3 separate regions of the Homo sapiens genome follow, and regions 1 and 3 are each linked to region 2. A link is an interaction called in ENCODE POLR2A ChIA-PET data of the cell type or tissue named here. Cell type or tissue: HepG2. All regions are shown on one strand. Region 1 has its middle 49 kb from the start of ZNF217. Region 2 has its middle 150 kb from the start of BCAS1-AS1. Region 3 has its middle 85 kb from the start of ZNF217.

What was found. Peaks named below come from ENCODE experiments on the same cell type or tissue, not always from the same donor. Only the 100,000 strongest peaks of a DNase experiment are listed, where the experiment ranks them.
Region 1: POLR2A ChIA-PET joins it to region 2 with 11 read pairs; 10 of 35 experiments call an interaction of 5 or more read pairs at or near these places.
Region 3: POLR2A ChIA-PET joins it to region 2 with 13 read pairs; 8 of 35 experiments call an interaction of 5 or more read pairs at or near these places.

Annotation. Positions count from the first base shown.
Region 1 is chr20:53,641,053-53,645,052 of GRCh38, reverse strand. No RefSeq gene overlaps it. Among named protein-coding and RNA genes, the nearest start is that of ZNF217, 49 kb to the right of the region's middle. RefSeq lists enhancers at 1,635-1,684, 1,725-1,774. In HepG2, a CTCF peak has its summit at 2,111; a DNase peak (open chromatin) is centred at 2,162; H3K4me3 peaks cover 1,206 bases.
Region 2 is chr20:53,762,107-53,766,106 of GRCh38, reverse strand. No RefSeq gene overlaps it. Among named protein-coding and RNA genes, the nearest start is that of BCAS1-AS1, 150 kb to the left of the region's middle. RefSeq lists an enhancer at 2,660-3,326. In HepG2, no CTCF peak of the experiment used is centred here; a DNase peak (open chromatin) is centred at 2,086.
Region 3 is chr20:53,676,689-53,680,688 of GRCh38, reverse strand. No RefSeq gene overlaps it. Among named protein-coding and RNA genes, the nearest start is that of ZNF217, 85 kb to the right of the region's middle. In HepG2, a CTCF peak has its summit at 2,841 (motif pointing right); DNase peaks (open chromatin) are centred at 788, 1,278, 2,498 and 2,898; H3K4me3 peaks cover 3,214 bases.

The DNA of each region.
Region 1 (4,000 bases), 120 kb after region 2:
GCCCACTCTTAAGACTAGCACTATTATTATTATTATTATCATCATTTCATTTCATTTTATTTATTCTTTTGAGACATAGTCTCATTCTGTTGCCCAGGCTGGAGTGCTGTGGCCTGATGTCGGCTCACTGCAACCTCTGCCTCCCAGGCTCAAGTGATTCTCATGCCTCAGCCTCCCCAGCAGCTGGGATTACAGGCACCCGCCACCACACCCAGCCTGGGCGACAGAGAGAGATCCTGTCGAAAGAAAGAAGAAAGAAAGAAAGGGAGAAAGAAAGAGAAAGAGGGAGGGACAGAGGGAGGGAGGGAAACCACCTGAATATTTGTGTTAGCTTAAACTCAATTTCAGCTGTAATCATGGAAATCAAATTTATATAAGAAAATATCAGATTAATTCAGTTTTCATACACACATTCACTCGAATTTTTAAATTTCATCAATTGATTTTAGAAAAGAGCAGCATAGTGAAAAAAAGTGAAGAACTATATTCTTGCCAAATTTATACCTAAATTTTACTGAAATATTAATTAGTTTTTTTTGTTGTTGTTTTTGTTTTTCTGGAGACAAGGTCTTGCTTTGTTGCCCAGGCTGGAGTTCGGTGACAATCTTGGCTCACTGCAGCGTCAACCTCCCAGGCTCAAGAGATTCTTCCACCACAGCCTCCAGACTAGTTGGGACTACAGGTGCACACCACCACAACCAGCGATCTCGGCTCACTGCAACCTCTGCCTCCTGGGTTCAAGCAATTCTCCTGCCTCGGCCTCCCTAGTAGCTGGGATTACGGGCATGCACCACCATGCCCAGCTAATTTTGTATTTTTAGTAGAGACGGGGTTTCTCCATGTTGGTCAGGCTGGTCTCCAACTCCCTACCTCAGGTGATCCACCCACTTAGGCCTCTCAAAGGTGCTGGGATTACAGGTATGAGCCATTGCGCCTGGCCCATTTTTCATAAGAATTATAAAATTGCATTGTTTCTGACATGGGCGTAATCTATGATCTGCCTTCACCAAAAACATGCAGAGGAAAATAAAATACATATTTTTTATTTTTAGTTTCTCTGCTCTTTTGGCTTTATTGTTTGAAATCTTTTTATTAGTAATAGGTATGTTTGGTGTTCACTTTTTCCATACAGTGCATTAATGTGTGGTTTAAATACAAATTTAAGTGCAAAATTATAAGACAGTAGCCTGGAAAGGCCCATTTGGGCAGATGTGGCTTATTAAAAATCCCAGCTGGGTGCAGTGGCTCACCCCTGTAATCCCAACATTTTGGGAGGCTGAGATGGGCAGATCACCTGAGGTCAGGAGTTCAAGACCAGCCTGACCAAGATGGTGAAACACTGAGTCTACTAAAAATACAAAAATTAGCTGGGCATATGCTGGGCACCTGGAATCCCAGCTACTCAGGAGGCTAAGGCAGGAGAATCCCTTGAACCTGGGAGGCAGAAGTTGCAGTGAGCCAAGATCGTGCCATTGCACTTCAGCCTGGGTGACAAGAGCAAAACTCGGTGTCAAAAAAAAAAAAAAAATCACAATTTTTGGGTTTCTTTTAAAACTTAAAAATGGAGGATGAATTTCCAGCATCCTGCTACTCGGACGGAGGAAACAGAACAGGAACAAAGCTGAAGTGAGCTAGGCAGGCCGAGGGAACCTCTGGCTGCCTCCCATTGCTGCTGCACGCAGGTAATGCAGCGGTTCATAGCCTGCCTTCCAGCCCTGGTGTTAGACGACTTTCAGTTACAGTATTGTGGTGAATCATTTCCTTCCAAGGCTCAGGGTGATCTATCACACGGGCGTGTTGTCTAGATTTTAACAACAATATGAGCAGAAAAGTTCCTCATTCCAGAAATGCAAAACAAATTACATAAGAAGTGTATTCTTTAAAGGAAAAAGCAAAGTCTACATAAAGGCATAATGAATAGGAAGAACAATTATGCGTGGGAAAACAAAGCTCTTTAAAAAAATCATCAAAGAAATGAGGTTTTTCTTCCCTTGTCTAATTTATAACAGTGACGTTCCTTTTGAAGACAGGAGCAGGGGCATAGGAGCTGGAGTATCGGCCTTAGCTGTGCCTTTTGTAATGTCACTAGGGACAGGGAGGGGGAGGAGTTGTGACGGTGTTGGAAACACTGGCCCTGGTGTATTATTGCTTGCACTACAGGAGTTTTTGGTTGCCAAATCAATACCTTGGTTGTCCTTGAAAAACCCTGCAGGTCTGTTTTTAATAGCTTGCTACACCGGTGAAATTACCCTGATTACTTAGCAAAGCCTCACCTTTGATCCACTGATCTAGTTAGAGACCTGTGTGAGAGAGAGAGAGCCTGTGGCCCCAGAGATATTAACAAATTAGAAGAAGAAGGAAGGGAAAACTGCAACTTACAGAAATACAGGAAGTCTGAGGTTTGTCAGTTGTTGAAACATTTGATATTGTCTTTTAAGAGTCTCCGTGGTCTGAGAGCTTTCTTTGGGATAACAAAATACTAACATTAAAGAGCAACGTTCGGGCACAGTGACTCACGCCTATAATCCCAGCACTTTGGGAGGCCAAGGTGGGTGGTTCACGAGGTCAGGAGTTCGAGACCAGCCTGACCAACATGGTGAAATCCTGTCTCTACTAAAAGTACAAAAATTAACCGGGCATGGTGTCATGTGCTTGTAATCCCAGTAGGAGAATCGCTTGAACCCGGGAGGCGGAGGTTGTAGTGAGTCGAGATCGCGCCACTATGCTCCAGCCTAGGCGACAGAGCAAGACTCTGTCTCAAACAAACAAACAAAAAAAGAGCAACAACAATAACACCACAGCAAAGCCACCTGCTATTCAAAATCAAGAACAGTGGATCAATCCAAATTAAAGAATGGTGGCTGGTATTGTTTTCCACCTCACTCTCCCAAGAGATACATATGCCCAAAAACATTTCCATTTCCTGTTCATGCAACAGTGAAGTGAAGGGTCATTTTCCTTCCAATTTTTGTACTCATTAGACAGAGTGCCTTTTAAGCATTTATTTATTTTTAAATTAACAGACTTTATTTATTTATTTATTTTTGAGAGGGCGTTTTGCTTTTGTCACCCAGGCTGGAGTGCAATGGCATGATCTCGGCTCACTGCAACCTCTGCCTCCTGGGTTCAAGCAATTATCATACCTCAGCCTCCTGAGTAGCTGGGACTACAGACGTGTGCCACTAGGCCTAGCTAATTTTTTTGTATTTTTAGTAGAGACGGGGTTTCACCATTTTGGCCAGTCTGGTCTCGAACTCCTGACCTCAGGTAATCTGCCCGCCTCAGCCTCCCAAAGTGCTAGGATTACAGGCATGAGCCACCACGCCCGACCCAGACTTTATTTTTTTAGAGGAGTTTTAGTTTACAGAAAATTGACCAGACGGTGTGACAAGTTCTCATATGCCCTCTTCTCCAACTCCCTCCTTCCATCTGTACAATTCCCCCTATTAGTAACATCCTGCATTGATGTGGTCCATTTGATACACTTGATGAACGAATAGTAATACATTATTACTAATTAACGTTTATAGTTTACATTACAGTTCACTCTTTGTGTTGTACAGGACTATGAGTTTTGACAAATGCATAGTGACATGTATCTACCATTACAGTATCATACAGAATAGTTTCACTGCCCTAAAATACCCTCCTTTTATATTTCAACAAGCTGCCCTTCCAAGTTCTGTCCTTTCAACATAACTGCTCTTTTTTTTTTTTGAGACAGAGTCTTGCTCTGTCGCCCAGGCTGGAGTGCAGTGGCTCGATCTCGGCTCGCTGCAACCTCCGCCTCCTGGGGTCAAGCGATTCTCCTGCCTGTCTCCCGAGTAACTGGGATTACAGGCACACACTACCACACCTGGCTAATTTTTAAATATTTTTAGTAGAGACAGGGTTTCACCATATTGGTCAGGCTGGTCTTAAGCTCCTGACCTTGTGATCCACCTTCTTCGGCCTCCCAAAGTGCTGGGATTACAGGCGTGAACCAATGCACCCAGCCCAT
Region 2 (4,000 bases):
ACGGGCAGATCACTTGAGATCAGAGTTCGAGACCAGCCTGGCCAACATGGTGAAACCTGTCTCTGCTAAAAATACAAAAATTAGCTGGGTATGGTGGTGAGAACCTGTAATCCCAGCTGCTCGGGAGGCTGATGCAGGAGAATCACTTGAGCTGGGAAGTGGAGGGTGCAGTTAGCCAAGATTGCACCACTGCACTCCAGCCTGGGCAACAGAATGAGACCCTGTCTCTCAAGAAAAAAAAAAAAAAAAGCCAGGCATGCTGGTTCATGCCTGTAATTCCAGCACTTTGGGAGGCTGAGGTGGGAGGATCATCTGAAGTCAGGAGTTTGAGACCAGCCTGGCCAACATGGTGAGACCCTGTCTCTACTAAAAAAAAAAAAAAAAAAAAAATACAAAAATTAACTGGGTGTGGTGGTGGGCGCCTGTAATCTCAGCTACTCGGGAGGCCGAGGCAAGGAATTGCTTGAACCCAGGAGGCGGAGGTTGTAGTGAGCTGACATCCCACCACTGCATTCCAGCCTGGGCGACTGAGCGAGACTCGGTCTCAAAAAAAAAAAAAAAAAGTTGGAGTCAAGTTTAAATAAGATAAAGATTATAAAGCCCTGGCCGGGTGCAGTGGCTCAAGCCTGTAATCCCAGCACTTTGGGAAGCCGAGGCAGGCAGATCACCTGAGGTCAGGAGTTTGAGACCAGCTTGGCCAACGTGGTGAAACCTCATCTCTACTAAAAATACAAAAATTAGCCAGGCATGGTGGTGGGTGCCTGTAATCCCAGCTACTTGGGAGGCTGAGGCAGGAGAATTGCTTGAACCCAGGAGGTGGAGGTTGCAGTGAACCGAGATCGTGCCATTGCACTCTAGCCTGGGTGACAAGAGCGAAAACTCTGTCTCAAAAAAAAAAAGTCCGGGCGCGGTGGCTCACGCCTGTAATCCCAGCACTTTGGGAGGCCGAGGCGGGCGGATCACGAGGTCAAGAGATTGAGACCATCCTGGCTAACACAGTGAAACCCCGTATAAAAAATTAGCTGGGCGTGGTGGAGGGCGCCTGTAGTCCCAGCTACTCGGGAGGCTGAGGCAGGAGAACAGCATGAACCCGAGAGGCAGAGCTCGCAGTGAGCCGAGATCCCGCTACTGCACTCCAGCCTGGACGACAGAGCAAGACTCCGTCTCAAAAAAAAAAAAAAAAAAATTATAAAGCATTTAGTGCAATGGCTAAAAAAAAAAGTGCTTGATAAATTGATTGCTACTATTAGTGTTATGATTATTAGTGACACAGAATATAGCCAGCTATTTATTTATAGAAAGAGGTCCCAAACTTTATGTAACACAGAAATCTTCACTTTCCTTTTGTGTCTTTTTCTTCCCTCAAAGAAAAAAAACAAATTTTTAGCCAAAACAAAAATGATGGAACAGCTCAGAGTTGGTACAATACAATTTACTTCTTAGGTTCTCATGTTTATACTGGGGAGATACTAGTGTATTTATCAATGCCTTAAGCAAAGAGAAGTGCAGCATAGACTAAGTGGCACCCTCATTTTCATTTTATATCTCTTTCTTCAGCCCACCCTCCTAATGATCGCGTGTATATTTTAGGTACATCTCTTCTGTATAAATCCTCCCACCCCCACTTTTTGTAAGCATGAAGATTAAGTGGACAAAGACAAATTCAATTAAGCTGTAAGCTTTGGTGACCAGCAGCTATTTTTCTTGAGAAACTGAATCCAAACATCTCAGGGGTGGGGACGAGCTTGCAATGCGCTTCTGAATGCAAAGGAGGCAGGACTTGAGCATAAATCACGCGACAAACTGAGCCCTCCTCTATTAATCTTTTCTTCAGAAAAAGACACTGTTTTAAGGGGAAATTAAAGGCAATCAATAAGCAGGCTCGCCTGCACGGCTTCTGAGCTCAAGATGCAAATATCATTCCAAATTCTGGATTCCAAAGAGACCCCTCCATTGATATGTTAATCGTCTCCTCGTGTTTCTATGACCTCAGATCCTGGCAGGGCATGAAGCCATACTTACAGGAAACAAAAGGAAAGCACGTTGTAGAACAAACATTTGCTAAGTGGACTTTGACTGTAAACCCCAACTTGTCATGTGCTAAAGGATGGAATTCTCCACGAGCCAGGGGCTGATGCCCTGAATGTTTAATATGTTTACATGTTTAAAGAGCTGCCATGACGTATTCTTTATCTGGTATCACCTGACATCTCGGCTTCATATTCATGGTGCACAAGACAGCAAAGGTTTTGGTGCTGTCATCCCAAATAAAGACAACTTTTGGCAATTGGAAATAAAATTCAGTTGCCTACAAATCAAAGATGACTGCAACCAAATGTTGATTACCTGTTTATAAATTCACCAAGTCAACAGCAAATTCAGAGACTACTTATTTGGCACCGATTGTAGGCAAGATATTGGGCTAGGGCACTGCGGATACACAGATGAACATGTTTGACAAGAAGGTTATGTTTTTAGGGGCAGGTAGGCAATATACAATCTAAAAAATAACAATAAATTGGGTTTGGGTGAGTGCTATGAAGAATAAAACCAGATCGTGAAAAAGAGAATAACTAGGGGTGGAGAGGGGGTAGAGGAGGTCCTTCCTGAAAAAATCATGTAGGTACAGAAATTCAAGGAGGTCAGGCAGTAACAGGTAGTCTGCAGAGGTGACATTCCAGACACAGGGACAGTAAGTGCCAAGGTCTTGAGGTAGACAAGGGCTTGTGTTTGAGAATCAGAAAGCAGCCAATGTAGCTAACCTGTGGTGGATGAGATTGTGGCTTACCCTCAAGAAAGAGCCAGCTCCTACAGCATCATGAAGGTAGCAATACTTTATGAGAATCAAGTTCAATATTCAAAAAAAAATAGCCAGGCACAGTGGCTCATGCCTGTAATCCCAGCACTTTGGGAGGCCAAGGCGGGAGGATCATTTGAGGTCAGGAGTTCAAGACCAGCCTGGCCATCATGGTGAAACCCTGTCTCTACTAAAATTAGCTGGGCGTGGTGACACACTCCTGTAGTCCCAACTACTCGGTAGGCTGAGGCAAGAGAATCACTTGAACCCTGGAGGAGGAGGTTGCAATGAGCCGAGATCGCGCCACTGCACTCCAGCCAGGGCAGACAGAGTGAGACTCTGTCTCAAAAATAAATAAATAAATAAATAAACAAATAAAGTTTTCCCATCAGTAAAGATGCATATCTCTTCTCCAATCCTGAACACTCTAAAAGAATCTCAAAGGTTGACCAAGCATATATTTTTGAAGAGTTTGAGGCAGGGCATGGTGGCTCACCCCTGTAATCTCAGCACTTTGGGAGGCCAAGACGGGAGACTCACTTGAGATCAGGAATTAGAGGCCAGCCAGAGCAAGATCCCGTCTCTTCAAAAAATTCTTTAAAATTAGCCACGCATGGGGCAGGGTGCGGTGTCTCACACCTGTAATCCCAGCACTTTGGGAGGCCAAAGCGGGCAGATCACAAGGTCAGGAGATCAAGACCATCCTGGCCAACATGATGAAACCCCCTCTCTACTAAAATACAAAAAATTAGCGTGCCTGGACTACATGCCTGTAGTCCTTGCTACTCGGAAGGCTGAGGCAGGGGAATTGCTTGAACCCAGGAGGCGGAGGTTGCGGTGAGCCGAGATCACGCCACTGCACTCTAGCCTGGCAACAGAGCAAGACTCCGTCTCAAAAAAATAAAATAAAATTAGACACGCTTGGTGGTGCATGTAGTCCCGGCTACTCAGGAGGCTGAGGAGGGGGGATCACTTGAGGCCAGGAGTTCGAGACTGCAGGGAGTTATGATTGCACCACTGCACTCCACCCTGGACAACAGAGTGAGACCCTGTCAGGGAAAAAAAAAAAAAAAGGACAAAGGTGGGCACTAACATTTGACCCATTTTCCCATTCAGGCACATGTCTATAAACCAGAGATTCTCACCCAGGGGTGAGTTTGCCTTGAGAGAAACACTGGGCAAAGGTCAAAGGCATGTTTTTCT
Region 3 (4,000 bases), 85 kb after region 2:
AAATAGAGAACAATTGAAGTTAAGAGCCAGGCCAGTGCCTCACTCCTGTAATCCTAGCACTTCGGGAGGTCAAAGTGAGCGGATCACTTGAGGTCATGTGTTCGAGACCAGCCTGGCCAAGATGGTGAAACCCTGTCTCTACTAAAAATACAAAAATTAGCCAGGCGTGGTGGCGGGCGCCTATAATCCCAGCTACTTGGGAGGCTGAGGCAGGAGAATCCCTTTAACCTGGGAGGCGGAGGTTGCAGTGAGCTGAGATCATGTCTCTGCACTCCAGCCTGGGTGACAGAGCAAGACTGTCTCAAGAAAAAACAAGTTAAGAACCAATCCCAAGGATCCAGAAAGAAGTAGCCTAGGTAAACATTTGCTTATATGTCCCGTGTATTCTCTTCCCACCCTAATCCCATCATTTCTTCTGACAGGAAACATGCAGTGATTAATAAAAGCGCCTCCTTGAGCACTGATTTATTTTTGTCTCTGAAGGAATTAGAGGTCAGATAGTCTCTTGATTATCTCGCCCTGGCCTGAGGCTGCTCATTCATTCAGTCCTTCCCTCAAAGGATCTCTCTTTCACCTCTTCAAAAGCCAACCCCTTCCTTTCATTTTGGAAGCCTTCAGTCAAAAAGGGCTACAAGTCTGTGGCCGGGGAGGACTCCCTGCTCCTTCTGAGGGGCATGGAAGCAGCCAGCAGCCTGTTCTGAAATCAGAACTCTATCTACATGAGACTCCAAGTCAGCTTAGAGACCACTAACATTCCCGTACCTAGGTCGTGAGGATAGAAGCATGCCTGGTGTGTAAGAATTTCAAGGTAAACAAGTCTTTGAAAACCAGTCTTAAAATGGCCCTCAGGGAGCGGTTAGAGTGACTGTACATTTTTGAGCTCAGCATCAGATTTTTTTCTTCTTCAAATGAACATTTAAATTGCCCCCTCTGCCATTGTATTGTAAGCACTATAATTAGCATGATTTAAACAATGCAGCCACAACGAAACCAGATTATTTATCTGGACTTAATCTAGAAAGAACAAAGAAACCCATTGAATTTGCCCTGAAATCCAATTTGATACATAAACATGAATAGGGAAAAGTCAACATTCTGGGTAACTTTAACACAATTATATGATTTTTAAAGTACAGTACTCTAGAAAAAGACAAATGTCTTTTTAAAAAAATGACATACATAAACTCACACTTGCCACTATTCTCACTTAGGGGCCTTTCTCATTCAGGAGAAAGCCATTCCAGCTGCTACATGAAAGATACTTACTGAAAACTGCTTTGTGTATCACAGCTGTTTGTGTATTACGACACCCTCCCAGATGCAGTGACCTCTAAACTGGCTTATTTAATCAAGATATAAATAAAAATAAAAAAAATATAGCCCAGAATTCAAAATGCCAAACTTCCAAGAGCCGATCATGTTAGAAGCAAAATCAGTAATGCTTCTACCTCTTCAGGCTATTTGCAACAAGACCCCAAAAAAGCTAGTCTGTTGAAAACACGGACTTCTCCTCCCACCCCTTTGTCATTTTGTTTTGGTAGGGCCAACTGTGTATCTCTTTTTCTTAATGTTACAATTGTTAAAATAAAAATTCATTTGACACAATCCAATTTTAGGTTTGTTTATTATTATTTTTAAAATATCCAATATGTTCAAGCTTTCTCTGCAACCTTTGCTTTCTGTTTAATGCTATTAATTATATTCTTGTTCTTGCTGCTATAAGCTGCCCCTATCGGCAGAGATTCAAGAGAGACTTGAAAGAGTGAGCATATTTATCAAAAGAGAAAAAAAATAAAGAAAATAAAGACAGCACGAGAGCATATTGGATACATAAACTGTTCTTCCTGAAAAGATAAATGATTTGGTAATGAATAGATCCTTTAGGCCATAAAAAATCCATTTATTTTCTTTTGAATTTGAATAGAAGAGATTTGCATTTTTTTCCTGCGCAGTTACACTTAAATTAAAATGCAGAGCATGAGGCTAGCATACAATCAAACTAAATAATAACTGGGGCATACTGTATTATTCATAAAAACAAAATTAATAGTTTAGGGAAGGAAATCATTGTGGTAAGAAAATGTACATTGACACCAAACACCTACTGTCAGAAGGAAAAATAAAGCGATGCAGACTACTTACGAACTGGTAATTGAAGTTTGGCATTTTATTTGGGGATGGGGAGCAAGGGTCAAGGCGTTTATCTTGTATGGAATCTACAAAGTCGAAAATGTCTGCTTTTCTGATAGCAAAGTGCTAAGAACATTTCTCTGTATTTTGATGTCTAATTATACAGAGAAAGAGAGTTAACAGTATTTTTTTTTTCTCAAAGCAGAGTAGAATCAAGATACTTTTTCCCCCAAAAAAACATACTACAAGTGCATGTCTTTCTGTAGCTGGTCTGACAGGCACGATTGGCCCAGAACAGGAAGGTTGAGCAACAGCCCTCCTAATCTTTATGCTTCTTCCTTTCTCTCAACCTTCCCTTCCCCCACCCCGCACACACAGGAGAAAGTATTCCGATGTCTTTGATTGCCACCAACCTACAGTGGAGTCGGCTGAGAGATGGGTCTCTCTAGAGAGTTGTTCCTGCTACTCTCTCTGGTGACGACAAAGAACAAAGCCCAGGCCATCACAGAAGGTTCAGGAGCAGTGAGGTCTTGAAAATTTGGGAGAGAGAGAGCAAGAACATTTTTTTGAATTGAGGCAATAATATAAGATCTTCAATGTACACACACCAAACTTAAAAAGAGAAACAGGCTGTGGCAAAGTCAAAATGCCTTCCCGGGGCCAGGCAGGTGGCAAAAGAGAGGCCGGCCACCAGGCGGGGGCCGCGGCAATCAAAGGGGGAGGGGGCAGGTGTCCCTTGCCCACAGCCCTTCTATGGCCTTGCGGCTTGGAGTTTGGACCTGGTGTGGCCAGAGCTCACATTTTGTTAAGGAAAGCCAGAAATCCCAATTTTTATGTAGAAGCTTTAGAAATGTTGGTGACTATTTCAAAATGTTTGAATACCATCTGAGCCAAAGAAAACATGACTGTAGCAAACCCAACACTTGTCCACCAGTTTCCTATCTCTCCTTAGGAAGAACATAAAAGTCCAGAAAAGGATTATTTAAAACACACTGGACTTACACCATCAGTTACCTATTAATAGCTTCTGAACAACTGGCTGATTAGATAAACTGACTGATAAGACAGACGCTTTACTTTTTAACTTTGTAATATGCCATTTATTCATTCAACTTTTTTTTTTTTTTTTTTTTTTGAAACAGAGTCTCCCTCTGTCTCCCAGGCTGGAGTGCAGTGGAGTTCAGTGCCAGGATCTTAATTCACTGTAACCTCTGCCTCCTAGATTCAAGCAATTATCGTGCTTAAGCCTCCTGAGGTAGCTGGGATTACAGGCGTGCGCCACTGCACCCGGCTACTTTTTGTAATTTTAGTAGAGACGGGTTTTCGCCATGTTGGACAGGCCAGTCTTGAACTCCTGGTCTCATGTGATCCATCCACCTCAGCCTCCCAAAGCGGCAGGATTACAGGTGTGAACCACCACACCCGGCCTCAACTTTTTTTTTTTTAATTGAATGTCTACTATGTACTGGGAACTGGGCATTGCATAGAATGCTCTTTTCCAGGGGGAAATACACCATCAGAAACCCATTATTTGGGGCATACATAGTTAATAATTCCAAGAATTTGAAAGGGAAAAATTTGAAAGGCAGTATTACCTCTTATATTATTAATAGTGGGTTGCTTATTATATACTAAGTAATTAAATCTTTGATTTAATAGATTTACATCTATTTAAAGGTACTCATAAGAATTTCCCAAGAGCTATTTGTATTACAATGTTCAACTCAAATTTTGCCTTCATGCTGCTTGAAACATTGGCTAATTCCCTGAAAGGGATATTCACGTTTATCTTTTGGCATTGGAAAATTGACCAGCTCACTGTATTGTAGGCATTTTTCTTTTCTCTAAAGTGATCCATTTCACAATACAA